Regions from separate parts of the Homo sapiens genome. Here regions 1 and 2 are each linked to region 3. The links are chromatin contacts, found by Hi-C or POLR2A ChIA-PET in ENCODE. All regions are on one chromosome and are shown on one strand. The core of a region is the stretch at or near the end of the contact, and the rest is flanking DNA. Distances in the headings are between cores, read along the strand shown. Region 1 overlaps TGFBR3 (transforming growth factor beta receptor 3). Region 2 has its middle 15 kb from the start of RPL5. Region 3 holds the start of GLMN (glomulin, FKBP associated protein).

Region 1 (2,710 bases), core at 131-2,630, 590 kb after region 3:
GTTTTGGAAAGACACATAACTCTCACATTCGCACTGACTCTGGGACAGAGCCCGCTGGCGCTAGATGTTGTTTTCCTTGATCATATGGATTCTGCCCCTCCCCCATTCTGAGAGTTCTCTTTCTTTGAGCACACCTTCTTTCTCCATTGGGGAAAATATACTGCCTTCTACATGCTTTTCCTAAGCCAAGATGGCTGTTTTTCTCTTGCTTTTCTGGCTGTACAGTTCACATGGGCAGTTGGTCAACAGCACCCTATTGCGCTGTGGATTTCAGGGGTGCTGCATAATTGCAGATTGTTCTTTTCCAAATCTATGCCTGGCTTTGCTGATTTATGCTAATCAGTGGTCAATCTTCCTCCTGTACCTTACCCTGGATATTTTGGGTTTTTTCCCCCATCCTTCAAATGCTGGCTTACTTGAAGTGTGTTATTGGTAGTTTTTTTTTTCCATTCTTGTTTTCCCATTTATACCTTTTCATATATCACCTATATTTCTCATAGTTTATCCTCTATTCCCTCTACACCATACAGTCCCTTTCATAATCCAAGTTAACAGTGTTGCCACCTGTTCATTGGTCATCTCCAGGTGACTGTTGGTCACATAATGGCAGTTTTCTTTTGGTTCATTTGTCTTGGGGAATTTACAAACCCAGTTGTTAATAACCCAAAATTTTAAATCTAGAATACTACTATTACTAATAGGTAGCATTTATTGACACTCTGGGAACTGTGTTGTTTGCATGTAACTTTTACTTTGCTAGTTTTCACAATTATGATATCTTGTGGGTATTCGTGTTCTCATTCTGTAGGTGAGTAAACTGAGTCTCGGTGCCCAGCACGTGAGCAGGAGAGCATGTAATTTTTATGAGCTCGTCTCACTACAAAGCCCGTAGTCCTTCTCCTACTCACTTCTGGTCTAAAAGTAAAATCCTTTTTAGTAAAAGATTTGCTGATAATTTATATATATAAACTATATATACATAAAATATATTAAAAAATAATATATATTTTTTCCCTCTGCTACAAAGGTATCCCTTTTTGGGATACCTTAGACATTCTGCCGCTACATACTTTCTTTTGAGATTAGAGAAGAGATTTGCAGTCCCTCTGTTACACATTTTGGCATGTGGTTTCTGAGTTCATGTTAAACGGCAGTTTTTAGTAATAGCACATATGTAATTTGCCACCTTTCCAAGATAGAATATCTTGTTTTTCAGAAGTATTGCAAAAATACTGAAGTGTTAGTATTTACAGAATGTCACCACAGTGACATTATCAGAATCCTCTTCATTAGCATTTTCACTGTTGAGTGTCCTGCAGTTAACCACCACGTAGGAATCTTTCACAACAGTGCTGCGGATTCAAAGCCCCATGTGATGTCAGGGGTTTCCCCTGGGTATCTCAGCGTGGAAAGTCTGTTTCTATCTCCATGTCTTTTGAAATGATTCTGCGGCTGTTGGTCTATGGGTAAGGACTAGCTGTTTCTACAAGTGTTTAAGTTTATTTTGATCCTAAATTTAGTCAAAGAATGAGGCATAGCAGGGAGGGGCAGTTCATGCAGTGATCCACGTGTCACCAAATGGAGAATCTCCTCTGGTCTGGGGATTTTAGCTAAGTTCAGGATAGTTGAGGTTTGAATTCTGTTTACACTTGGCTAAACATTACTTCCTGTTTCTAAGGAAAAGAACCTTAACAAAATTTGGACGTAGCCCATACAAGTGTTTTCAAAGGGGGAAGTATAAATGAGTCGGAAACGTTTCCAGATTAGATTTCCCCTAAACTACCCCTGGGCTTATGGAGCGAAGGGGGAGTACTTGGCAAGGCTGATTTGGATCTGTGAGCAGCTGGGACACTTTACCAGGCCCATGATGGCCTCCAGGTTGCACCGTCACTGACACCCAGCGCCGGAGCCAGCTCTGCCTTCTCGCCGATGAAGCAGGACTCTCATCAGGCTTACTCTGACTTTTTGCAATTTAGAAGCTCAGTCTTCCTGCCTAGGTTAAATAGATTTTGCCGCTGAACTCTATTTTTTGGTCAGTCTTTAAAAAGAGCTTAGCTTATAAGTGTTGTACTATTAAAACATTAGGGACTTTGCCTACTGGTGTTTTATTTACTTCGGAAAATCCACTTTAAATGCAAAATATGTTTTTATTTTTAGCTCTCAGAGGACTCATTGGGAGGTGGAAGAGACTTACTCATCTTGTATTTGAATCTAATGGACTAATATTTGAAAGAAATAATTCACTGTCATCATCTATATCAAATTGAAGTGGAAAATATCTTTTTCTTTCAATGTGTGTGTGTTACTTTTGTAATTAGAAAGAAGGCTATAACTATGTTATGAAGATAAAGCAGCGTGTCATCTGAAGGGCTGTCTTGGCATATGGTCCTTGTGCCTAAAGTGAAAGTGAGATGCTAACTCATTTCCTAATTCATCTTTCTGTTCTTTCATAGGTATCTGTTACTAAGGCTGAACAAGAACTGGGATTTGCCATCCAAACGTGCTTTATCTCTCCATATTCGAACCCTGATAGGATGTCTCATTACACCATTATTGAGAATATTTGTCCTAAAGATGAATCTGTGAAATTCTACAGTCCCAAGAGAGTGCACTTTCCTATCCCGCAAGCTGACATGGATAAGAAGCGATTCAGCTTTGTCTTCAAGCCTGTCTTCAACACCTCACTGCTCTTTCTACAGTGTGAGCTGAC
Region 2 (2,700 bases), core at 86-2,585, 520 kb before region 3:
CCTCGGCCTCCCAAAGTGCTGGGATTACAGGCATGAGCCACTGCTCCCAGCTTAGTTTTTGTGTATTTTTATTAGAGACGGGGTTTCGCCATGTTGGCCAGGGTGGTCTCGAACTCCTGACCTCAGGTAATATGATGTCCTTGGGCTCCTAAGGTGCTGGGATTACAGGCATGAGCCACCAGGCCTGGCCTCTAGTTTTATTTGAGGTGTTTTGTTGTTGTTTTGTTTTGTTTTGACAAATAGAGATTTGCAGTGGATTAGGGGTAATTTGGTCTTGCTTGCAGTGCTTCTACTCACCAGAAGGAGGAGTGTGGCCAGCAAGCTGCCAGAAGATGAAGCTGTATTTCTAGGGGCAGAAAGAAAATTGGGAAATGAACAAATGACCTACTTCTTTCCATCTAAGTATACCTGAAGAAGGGTGCAGCTACTGGCTACTGGCCTAAAATTTGGGAAGGGAAGGAGGATATTGGTGAAAGCCTGGGAGAAGCTTGCCAAGATTCATCTGTTTCCAGTAACAGAGGGGCAGGAGCAGGTGAGTTTGAGTTTGTGTGTTTGTGGGTGTTTGGGGCAATGCCTCAGAGAGAGAAGGCGGCTAATGACAGGGTCATTAGATGTCAGTAAGTGACTTTGCAATTCAAAGTGTTGCTATCCTAAAACCAGGAAGTAAGCACAGGACCTCATGGATTGTACACAGGTCATATTCATGTGCACTTCTGAGTTTGGTCCAAAAATATGGTATAACCTGTATGTGTTCCACAACTGTCTTTTGCATTTTGTCCTCTATAATACATAAATGGCCATTCTTCCTTCAGCTATGAAATTGATTTTACCTCCTAGACCCACTACCTCCTAATTCTTGCCCCTCTCTTTAACCCATGAATCCTTGCTGCCAGTCTTTGGTTGAGACAAAGACCAGCCTTGGGTGGGGACTCCTTTTTTCAAGAATGTCTGAGGCTATCAGTAGTAGTGAATTTATATATTCTCAATACCAAAAGGGGCTGAAACAATTCTTGGATGGCTTCAAGTTTGAAACCAACAAGTCAGAAAGACTCCAGACCATTTCAGCCCCCAGGGCCATGGGTAGCACCAAAGGAGAGAATGGGCTTTAGTATCCCTACAGTCTTCATTAGCACCCCCATCATTGATACAGACGATTAGTATTTTCTCAATTTTTATAAAGTGCTATGTACATGCACCTTCAAGACCTGTTCTCTCACCCTACCTCTCCACCTAGAAAGCTGCTGTATGCTCCTGCTGTGTAAAAATCCTAAAGCTGTCCCTGGTTGGTCATCTGCAACGACCCATAACACTTGGCTTCCTGGAGTAGGTGCAATTGAGATTCTTTGAACTTTGCCCAATTTTAAGTGTAACACAACCAGTGTAGTTGCAGTATTTACATTGGAAAAACAGGTTCTGATCAGCATTAGTATGGGCAAAGTGGATATAGTTTTAACTTACTTACTAAACTAGAATGTTTGCCTTTAGATCACCATGTGTACTTTCTTTGGTCATTTATTGCTGAAGTAATCATTAAACCTTGGTGTTGTCCCCATCATAGATTAAGTAAAGGCCCAGGCAAGAAAATCTCTAGATGATTTTTTCCTTTAAAACCCACCCAATTTAGAATAATTTTTCATTCACCAATAATTTTTCATTCACCAAAAGTAGAAACTTAACATGACTTCCTAGATGAGACTTTTTAAATTTTACTGTCACCATTATTTACACACTTGTTGAAGAATATAGAATAAGTCCTCTTTTCCAGAATAAAATAAGCTTTTTTTTTTCTATAATAGAATAGCTATATTTTTTCTTTTTTCTACTAGAATCCTCTGCTGGAGGAAATACTTGGATAAGGTGCTGCTGTGGAGGGTGAGGCCTCAAGGACTTGCTGAAGCATCAGGCTTGAAAAACTGCTATGCAGACAGCCAGGCGAAGAATTTGCTTTGCACACCTGTAATCCTAGCATTTTGGGAGCTGAAGTAGGAGGATTACACAGCTGCACTCCAGCCTAGGCGACAGAGTGAGATCTCATCTCTCTAAAAAACAAACAAACAAACCAGGTCAACATAGCAAGACCCTGTCTCCATCAGGGGCAGAGCCAGGGGAAGAATTTGCTTTGCTTCTGAAAGGAAGTCATATGAATGAGACGGGGGAAAGGAAAGAGAGGAGAGTGAAGCCACCGTGATGGCTTTCTATGAATTGACTCTTCTCCATGATCCCACTATCTTCAGTGAAGTCTACTAAAATCCGTAAAATGTTGGTGGAAATGAATTTCCTTTGAAAAGTCATGTGGGGCTAAATTCTGGGCTGGCATGAATGAAAGAGGAACAAAAACAGCACGCCCCAAAATATGAGCTGAAGGCAGAAATGATCATGAAATTATAAGTCACTGGGAATTAGCAGGAATCCTGGTTAGGACATTGGATTTTACAGACCTCAGAAACTGAAAGATTGAGTGGAATTTAACTGCTTTTCTGAGGGGAAAGAGCTTCCCTAGTTGACATCTGAAATAATTCTCAAAGGGAATTATTTTGGGAAGGTGAAGCACTGCCTAACACAAATCTTCAGGCCTGAAAATTCACGTCGCAAGGAAGGGTAACTAGTTTCTAACTTTATTATTTGGAAATTTAAAATCCATATAATAAGAATTGGTAGCCAGGCACAGTGACTCATGCCTGTGGTCCCAGCTCTTTGGGA
Region 3 (2,892 bases), core at 104-2,603:
TCTCTAAAAAAAAAAAGGTAACCATTATTGTTTTAAAATTGGTACAAGTAATACAAGATAAGTAGATATGCCAATGTAGTTGTCCATGTAGCTGTCATACCTTTTAGAAGCATCTTCTTGTTTCAAAGTACTTGTCTGTTTAGTACCTACAATAAAAATACAGTCATGTGCTACATAATGACATTTCCGTAAACGACGGACAGCATACAGACAGCGGTCTCATAAGATTAAAATACTGTATTTTTACTGTACCTTTTCTATGTTTAGATATACAGTTGCCTACAGTACTTAGTACAGTAACATGCTGTGCAGGTTTGTAGCCTGGGAGCAATAGGCTGTACCATATAGCCTAGTGTGTAAGTAGGCTGTACCATCTAGGTTTGTGTAAGTGCACTCGATGATGGTCACACAAGGATGAAATCGACTAACAACTTATTTCTCAAAATGCATCCCCGCAGTTAAGCTACACATGGTGGCAGTAGGTCAGGTCTACACAAACACATTAGGTACAAGATAGATTCCTACACAAATAACAAACTGTAGACCACCTTTTCTTCTTTTCCACATATTTTATGTCCAATCGTGTGTAAATCAAAATGAAATAGGAAGGGAGAGCAATTTGTTTTTGCAAATTGATTACTGTCTAATTTTTCTTGGTTAAAATGTATCTCTTTGGGGATTGAATTTTCTTCTGTATCATAGTTGCTTAATTAACCACTCCTGAAAATCTGAGATCTGGGTACTTTTAGGGGAAACCTCTCTCCGTCTGCCAAACGTCCTCTCTGGGGGAAGAGGGGAGTCCGGCACCTTAAAGAACTGGGCACCCAAGCAATCTGGAAAGGAGGACCGGTCCTAGGTTCAAGGCCAGCTGCCAACGCTGCCCTAGTCACTTGCCCCGAAACCCGGGGACCCCAGGCCTGGGTTCCCGGGGCCTCCACTGTCCTTTGTCTCAGAGGCTGGGGCCACAGTCCGCGTGAGGGAAATCTTGGAACACTGGCGTAAAGGGGTGAGGGGCGGCCAGGAAATCTTTCCCAGGAGGTGCGGACGGCGGTGGGAAGCTTTCGGCCTACTCTACCTGGGAGAACCCCTCCCCTGAAGCAGCCTTTCAGGAGCGCCCGCGCGCTGCGGTCTATAACTCGAGATCGGGGCCCAGCTTTCAGGGTCCAAAAGTGGGAAGAGATCCTTGCTCCTACCTGCGGCTTTTCGAGAGCAGCGGGGAGCCCCGGCCTTGCGGCCGGCAGAAGACGGCCCAGCGAAGTCCGCCATGGGGGAGAGTAGTCTGCCGGACGGGGACACGCTCCGGCGTCTCGCCCCGAGGCCCCGCCTCCCTACGCGTAGCGCGGGGCGGGGCCAGAAGAGCGGGCTAAGACGCCGGAGGAGGTGGCGGCGGCTGGGAGAGGCGAGGGTTCTGGCCGGTAAGTGGAGTTGTGGAGAGGTTCAGGGTGGCCAGGGCTCGCGGTTGGCCGTGAGCCGCGGCGGACTTGGTGCTGCGGGCCGACTAGGCCACGCGAGGTGGTGGAGCCTGCCCACCTAGGCGAGCAGGAATCGGAAGACATGGCTTCCTCTGATGCAGCCCGCACGCGCGCTGGGGTGTTCACTCGCCTTCCAGCGCGCTGCCCTGAGGACCGGGCTGACTCGCGCCCCTACTGAGGGCTTGGGGCCGAGCCTTGCCGCCAGGAGAAGCGATGGTCTCCTCCTGAAGGCCGCCGTTGTCTTGTCTCCGTGTGATACAGTGATTTCACTAGCTGGATTGATCACTTTGGGGACTGCAACTCCTAGAGAGAAATGGAATGGAGGGCATCTGAATCTTCACCCCCTATAGATAAGCTTGTGTTGCACCCCAATTTTTGTGAGGTGAGACATTAAAAATGAAAAATCCCCTGATGATTAGAATTTTGATTTCAGGTCCACCTTTTGGAAATTTTTTTTCAGAAAAGAAGTGCTTTGCTTTTTAAAAGCCCTTTAGTTCGTATATGCCTCGCCTCTTGGGAGTGCTCGAGAGGTTTTTTTTGTTTTTTTTTCCTTCAAAGTAGCTTTCAAAACTATGCTCCTAGAAAACTTAAAACATGCAATAAGGGCTTCTAAAAAAACACTTTATTTTCTTAGGCAAACATACTAAGATTCAGTAATAACATTTCAACTTTAAAACTTTACATTTTCTCCTAGCATGCTATTGGACCAAAAAACACAACAACAAAAACTTTCCATTTTCTTTATTGTATTTACTAATAATTTATCACACTGAAACATAACTTTTGAATACTTAAGTGTAATATCACGGATAGTTAACAGTGTGTTTTGTATTTGTAGATTTTAGCATCGAAACTAGGAGAAATAAGAATGGCTGTAGAGGAACTTCAGTCTATAATAAAGAGATGTGTAAGTATTAATTTTTGTAAAATTAAATACCTTTCAAAATATGGGAAGGGCACAGATTGTTTTTAATTATATTTGTGGTCACTCAAATTGTTTATCTTCTTTAATCCTTGCTTTTTTTGACCTGTAAAGAGCATGAGTGGGGGAGGCAGATTGGATTATTTCTCCAGGTGACATACTTATCTAAATAACCTTTTACATTTTAATCCTGATCCTTTTCATAGATTTCACTGGTACAGTAGATTTCAAGGTCACTTATTAAAGTATTTATTAGGGTAATCCTAATTTTGATACGTGTGTTATTTACGTTACATTTATCTAGAATTTAAACAGATTTCCTTTTTTCATAGATAAATCAAGAAGTTATTGTATTTAATTTTTATTTGCATATACTTTTTTTTGTTTGTTTTTTGGGTTTTTTTTTTTTTTGCCAGCAAATCCTAGAAGAGCAAGACTTTAAAGAAGAGGATTTTGGCCTATTTCAGTTAGCTGGGCAAAGATGCATAGAAGAAGGGC

Evidence for each region. A loop is a pair of places that touch in the nucleus more often than their neighbours do. ChIA-PET counts read pairs that join two places held with the same protein, here RNA polymerase II (POLR2A). Pooled maps may share reads with other maps.
Region 1: a loop to region 3 is called in a map with no recorded cell type, with 3 times the contacts of the local background. The contact joins the enhancer-like site here to the promoter of GLMN in region 3. A Hi-C loop is called at or near these places in 1 of 37 single-sample maps with no recorded cell type and 6 of 50 pooled maps.
Region 2: a map of heart right ventricle shows a loop between it and region 3 (5-fold over the local background). The contact joins the enhancer-like site here to the promoter of GLMN in region 3. A Hi-C loop is called at or near these places in 3 of 168 maps with a recorded cell type or tissue (heart left ventricle and heart right ventricle), 6 of 37 single-sample maps with no recorded cell type and 8 of 50 pooled maps. POLR2A ChIA-PET finds 5 or more read pairs at or near these places in 1 of 52 experiments (T-cell).

Annotation. Positions count from the first base shown.
Region 1 is chr1:91,712,286-91,714,995 of GRCh38, reverse strand. It overlaps TGFBR3 (transforming growth factor beta receptor 3), which reads left to right. Exons shown (of 17, transcript NM_003243.5): 13 at 2,454-2,710. Among named protein-coding and RNA genes, the nearest start is that of TGFBR3, 170 kb to the left of the region's middle. Within about 2 kb of position 1,380, at least 18 of the 41 ENCODE cell types and tissues checked have a DNase peak (open chromatin) inside an H3K27ac peak, as active enhancers do.
Region 2 is chr1:92,816,151-92,818,850 of GRCh38, reverse strand. No RefSeq gene overlaps it. Among named protein-coding and RNA genes, the nearest start is that of RPL5, 15 kb to the left of the region's middle. Within about 2 kb of position 1,335, at least 4 of the 41 ENCODE cell types and tissues checked have a DNase peak (open chromatin) inside an H3K27ac peak, as active enhancers do.
Region 3 is chr1:92,297,448-92,300,339 of GRCh38, reverse strand. GLMN (glomulin, FKBP associated protein) reads left to right here and starts at 1,353. Exons shown (of 19, transcript NM_053274.3): 1 at 1,353-1,415; 2 at 2,311-2,379; 3 at 2,811-2,892. The coding sequence starts at 2,341. It overlaps RPAP2 (RNA polymerase II associated protein 2), which reads right to left and starts at 1,281. Exons shown (of 13, transcript NM_024813.3): 1 at 1,194-1,281; 2 at 101-146. The coding sequence starts at 1,266. RefSeq lists enhancers at 868-1,097, 1,318-1,787, 1,359-2,255 and a silencer at 1,519-1,856.